Regions from separate parts of the Homo sapiens genome. Here region 1 is linked to region 2. Evidence: chromatin loops called from intact Hi-C (ENCODE). Cell type or tissue: mesothelial cell of epicardium. All regions are shown on one strand. Links, peaks and the distances in the headings refer to the core of each region. The heading gives the core; the rest is flanking DNA.

Evidence for each region. Peaks named below come from ENCODE experiments on the same cell type or tissue, not always from the same donor. Only the 100,000 strongest peaks of a DNase experiment are listed, where the experiment ranks them.
Region 1: a loop joins it to region 2, with 30 times the contacts of the local background. A loop is called at or near these places in 2 of 110 quality-filtered maps.

The regions. Positions count from the first base shown.
Region 1 is chr1:91,609,859-91,612,776 of GRCh38, reverse strand. No RefSeq gene overlaps it. Among named protein-coding and RNA genes, the nearest start is that of CDC7, 110 kb to the right of the region's middle. RefSeq lists enhancers at 536-1,035, 1,036-1,537. In mesothelial cell of epicardium, for the core only: no CTCF peak of the experiment used is centred there; a DNase peak (open chromatin) is centred at 1,133.
Region 2 is chr1:91,661,798-91,664,715 of GRCh38, reverse strand. No RefSeq gene overlaps it. Among named protein-coding and RNA genes, the nearest start is that of CDC7, 160 kb to the right of the region's middle. In mesothelial cell of epicardium, for the core only: no CTCF peak of the experiment used is centred there; no DNase peak of the experiment used is centred there.

The sequences.
Region 1 (2,918 bases), core at 166-2,665, 52 kb after region 2:
AATTCTCAATTTTACCATCTGAACAATGGGATTAAAAAAACGCTAGAATTTTCATGAATACTAAATGAGATAATATTGGAAAAATGGCTGGTATATTATCTGACATATAGTAAGCCCCCAAGTGGCAGCTATTATTGTTATCCTAATATTATTCTAAAATATGAGGGTGAGCAGACTAGGTCATAATATTTATATGTGAGTTTTTCAAATAAGGGAAGCTTTACTTGGTGATCCTGGTGACTTTGCTCTAGGCCAGGCTGTTCAACACAGTTGCACATCAGGGCGGTGGTGCTTGTCGGAGTTCAGCTCCCCTTGTGAGGTGCTGCATGGCTCCAGTGTGAGCCTGATTCGGCAACACAGGGCTTCTATTAACCACACAGCCCCCTTATTACTCAGTCATGTCTTCTGTTAAGCACACAGTCCCCTTATTACTCAGTCATGTCCTTCATTCCGGACTGGGTCTGGGATGCCATCCCCAGACAGGGTTTAACTCATGGAAAAGTCAACCAATGTCTCTACAATGTGCTGCATGGACCACGGATCACAAGGTTGGGACATCCTAGTTTCTACTGACCAACTCCATCAAGCCGGAGGAGCACCAGCTTGGCCCCTTTATGCACACTGTGGAACAGTTACTTGGGCTCCAGAGGGAGTCTGGCGGTTGCATGTTCCCTGTTTCCTTCCATCTTCATTTCTGCATTGTGAGAGGGCAGTGGGTCTGGCTGAGAAGGGGGTGCAAAGCTGGGAGGGTGGGCGGGGAGCTTGGCCCAGGCCGACCTCCCTTGCCTTTGTAAGGGCTCTGGGAGGAAGGAGTTCTGCTGGGCCCCAGTTGCCCTCCTCCCTCCTTGCCCCCATCCACACTGGAAGGTGCCTTTCGGAGGAGCTTAGTTTAATGAGTTCCTGGGCTGAACCTCTCTGGACTGCTCCCACTCCTGTGGTCACTAACAACAGCACACTGGGGAGTGGGCGGAACTCCGAAACCAAGCCCATCTGTTTTGTCTCTTTAGATTCAAGACAGATGTTCCCACAATCTGGCGACAAAACTGCAGTCCTTGGAGAGACTGTGGGTGCCCTGAGTTTGCGGGTGGGGATAGGGGTCTACTGATGTGCAGTGACAGCGAGGTGGCGGACTTCTCCAGCTTCCTTGCAAAGCCCTGGGGAGCCAGGGCAGGCCCTGCTGGAATCCTGCAACAGGCGCCGCACCCTGCCATACACCTTCAGCAAATACGACAGGAACGTAAAACTTCCTGCCCTAATCCGTTTAAACTTAAAGCCTAGTAGGAGGTCACTATAGTGTTAGATTTTTGGGTCTGTTTTTTTTTTTTTCTATTTCAGAAAGATTTGTTTGTTTGTGAAGATCTTAAGGCCCAAATACCGAGAGCTAGAGTCTGTGCTGGTAAAATGAAGGCTGAAAATGACAAATGTTAGAAGTGAGCAAATAAGTTTATTATATATAATAGAAAAAAGCAAAATGTTAAATTTGACTTTGCGATGCATGGAATAATCTGCTGATGTTGGATGATGATGCCACCTCCTTGAAAACTCCCTTTCTAGGGAACAATAATTGCTAACATTATTGGGCACATATGATGTGGCAGGCTCTGTTCTATTATAAATACTTTTCATGTATTAAATCGTTTATTCCCCACGACAGCCTAATGAAAAAATGACTATTGTTATCTCTACTTTCTAAGTGAGGAAACTGAAGCGCAGCATGATTAAGCAACTTGCCCAAGGTTGCAGAGCTCATAAACGGCAGATCTGGGCCCAGGCAGCCTGGCTGTGTGCGCTACCCCTAGCAGGCTGCATTGTCTGTCCAATATAAGGCCTGTAAGATCGTGGCCAAGTCCTTCAAACTCCCTTTCTAGGGTACTTTCAAAGTACAGCTTTGTACTTCTCCTCTCCCAGTCCCTGAGCAAGAGTAGTGGGGTGGGCATGTTAAATACTTATGAGTAAGTGAATGCATTAATGCAAGATTTATAGTATGGTCAGCTGGTAGCAGCAAACCTTTTCTGTTAAGAAGCCCTTCCATGTTTTATCCAAAATACTTGCCCTTCTTACCACAGTAGCCCATGGCTAGTTACTCATTAGCTTCCTAGTACCTATGGGCCTTTTCCTATTCCAAGACCCCAGCTCTCTCCTTTGCTCTCATCAGCACAGTCCTCTCCTCACGTGTCCCACTTTGAGTTCTTCCTAAGATCCAGCACAAAAATACTCGGATGGGATTTCCATTTAACATGGCTTTTCATTACATGGTTTTGCTTATTACACGGATCAAATCAAGTTCTGAAACCATAATTACATTGGGAAAGGCTGCTCGCCAGCCCCAGAGTCAGTAGGGAGGGTGGAGTTGTGGGTGCACTGACAACTTTTCAGTGAAAACAGTTAAGACTGTGTTATCTCACAGAGGAAGCAGGGAAGCTGTGACTATTCTTCCCATATTAGAGATTAGAGAACATATGTAGGAACATATTAGGAACAGAGATGTGGCTTGTCCAAGCTTCCATGGGTGGAGCTCAGGGATCTCCTGAATTGTGGCTGGAGCCGCAGATGGAAGGCCTTCCTCTTCCTACTGTGTGGCAGCCTCATGACTTCCTAGACATCTCTGCCTCTCCCCTAACCCTCTCAGGCCATTCCTTGCCCTGGCAGATGGCTACTGCCAAGATTCTACCTTTGCGGAGGAAGGAAGGCTATGATGTATTTGTTCATGCACTGGTTCATTCATCCTGACTTTTTTCGCTCTTTCACAGAACCAGACAGTGGGGCAAAATCCAAGGTGGTGCTGGAGCGTCTCAATTCTATGGGATTCTCCTGTCAGCTCAGGATCAGAGTCATCCCATAACGAAAAGCTTTTCTACCATTTGCCTGGAACTGGGGCCTAGACCAGATGACATGGGTCTCTTCCAGGTCCCCCAGAT
Region 2 (2,918 bases), core at 246-2,745:
TTTTTAAAATAAGATTAAGGACTGAGGACTGGTGGAGGCTCATAAACGATATGAGTAAATTGTCAGCCAAACAGAAGAAAAAGGGGTGCCCAAACAAGTCACCTTAAAATTTGATGCCTGTGCTGTCATTAATGGTAATAAGTTAGAAACAAGGTGTGTTCTCTTAATTAGAAAAGAGGCTATATGGCAGAAAATAAGTACATCTGCCATAAATTAGGACTGTGTAGAAATAAATGTAAATACTGGTCTTGTGTCATTTAGGCCACTTGGATTAAAAAAATAAAAAAGATCCAGTCCACCTTCAGAAAGGAAAAAATGGCCCTTCCTGTACTAAAGGACAATGTAACCCCTTAGAGCTAGCAATAACCAATCCCCTTGATCCTTGCTAGAAAAAAAGAGGAGCGTGTGACCTTAAGAATCGATGGGGCCGGACTGGATCCTCGAGTAAATATCTTGGTTCGAGGAGAGGTTTACAAATGCTCTCCTGAGCCAGTGTTTCAAACTTTCTATGATGAACTAAATGTGCCAGCACCAGAAATTCCAGGAAAAACAAGAAATTTGTTTTTGCAATTAGCCGAGCATATAACACAGTCTCTCAATATCAGTTCATGGTACGTATGTGGAGGAACTGTAATAGGAGATCAATGGCCAGGGGAAGCCTGAGAATTAGTACCTACAGACCCAGTTTCTGGTGAATTCCCGGCTCAAAAGAATCACCCTGATAATTTCTGGGTCCTAAAAGCCTCAATTATTAGACAATATTGCATAGCTAGAGAAGGAAAAGAATTCACTCACCCCGTAGGACGACTTAGTTGTCTGAGACAGAAACTGTAGAATGGTACCACAAAAACAGTCACTTGGTGGAGTTCAAATCACACAGAGAGAAATCCATTTAGTAAATTCCCAAAGTTGCAAACCGTGTGGACCCACCCGGAGTCCCACCGGGACTGGACAGCCCCCACTGGATTATACTGGATATGTGGGCATAGAGCTTACACCAAATTACCTGACCAGTGGGCAGGTAGTTGTGTTATTGGCACTATTAAACCATCTTTCTTCCTACTGCCCATAAAAACAGGTGAACTCCTGGGCTTCCCTGTCTATGCTTCCCATGAAAAGAGAAGCATAGCTATAGAAAATTTTAAAAATAATAAATGGCCCCCTGAGAGAATCATACAATATTATAGGCCTGCTACTTAAGCACAAGACAGCTCGTGGGGATACCGGACCCCCATTTACATGATCAACCGAATCATATTGTTACAAGCTATCTTAAAAATAATCACTAATAAAACCGGCAGAGCCTTGACTATTCTGGACCGGCAAGAAACTCAGAAGAGAAATGCTATCTATCAAAATAGATTAGCTCTCGACTACTTGCTAGCAGCTGAAAGAGAGGTCTGTAGGAAATTTAACCTTACTAATTGCTGCCTACACATAGATAATCAAGGGCAAGTAGTTAAAGACATAGTTAGAGATATGACAAAACTGGCACATATGCCTGTGCAAGTGTGGCATGGATTTGATCCTGGGGCCATGTTTAGAAAATGGTTCCCAGCACTAGAAAGATGTAAAACTCTTATAATAAGAGTTATAATAGTAATAGGAACCTGCTTACTGCTCCCTTGTTTGCTACCTGTACTTCTTCAAATGATAAAAACTTCATCGTTACCTTAGTTCACCAAAATGCTTCAGCACAAGTGTACTATATAAATCACTATCGATCTGTCTTGCAAGAAAACATCGGTAGTAAAAATAAAAGTGAGAACTCCCACTATTGAGTGAGAATCTCAAAGTGGGGAAATAAGGGAGGAGACCACCCCTCATACTGTCTTATGCCCAGTTTCTGCCTCCAAAGAAAGAAGAAGTAAAAACTAAAAGGCAGAAATGAAATCCACAAGCAGACAGCCTGGTGCCACACCCTGGGCCTGGTAGTCAAAGATCGACCCCTGACCTAATCGGTTATGTTATCCATAGATACAGACATTGTATAGAAAAGCACTGTGAAAATCCCTATCCTGTTTTGTTCCGATATAATTACCGGTGCATGCAGCCCCCAGTCACATACCCCCTGCTTGCTCAATCAATCACGACCCTCTCACGCGCACCCCCTTAGAGTTGTGAGCCCTTAAAAGGGACAGGAATTGCTCATTCGGGGGGCTCGGCTCTTGAGACAGGAGTCTTGCCGATGCCCCCGGCTGAATAAACCCCTTCCTTCTTTAACTCGGTGTCTGAGGAGTTTTGTCTGCAGCTCGTCCTGCTACATCCCTATCCAGAATGCAAGCTCCAAAAGAAACAGGGTGTGTGTCATGCTCATCAGTCCATCCCCAGCACTTAGAGCAGTGCCTGGCACTTAGTAGGTATGTCACACAGATCTGTGATTAATGAACCCTTTCATCCTCTCCTTAGATGTTTTCACATGCCTTTATAATGAGTATTATCAGTCGTGTTCCCCAGACAGAAGATTTAAAATAACATTTTTTGAGCTGCTAATATGCGCCAAACACTGGGCTTGGTTTTATTACACATCTCAGTCAATTTTTCTGGTCACTCTGTGCTATTTAGCATTATACCTATTTTTATCAGTGAAGAAGCCGAGACTAATAAGGCCTTGAAGAAGTTATCCAATAATACGTGGTTAATACATGTGGATCCAAATGAGTTAAGCTGCTTTCAAAGCCCATTCTTTTTGCACCATACATAGGACATTATCTTGTTTCTTTATTCTCTGCATGGTACTTCTTGTTATTGTCACATTGAATATGCTCCGTAAATTAGAGAACCATAACATGTCAGAGCCTTAGTGATCACCTAGACTTAACTAAGCAATACAGAAAATTAGCAATAGGTCCAGGATGCAAGTCTGCAGTCCCTAACTCTTTATCACCATTCCCCTCTCCATTCCTTGTTACCATGGT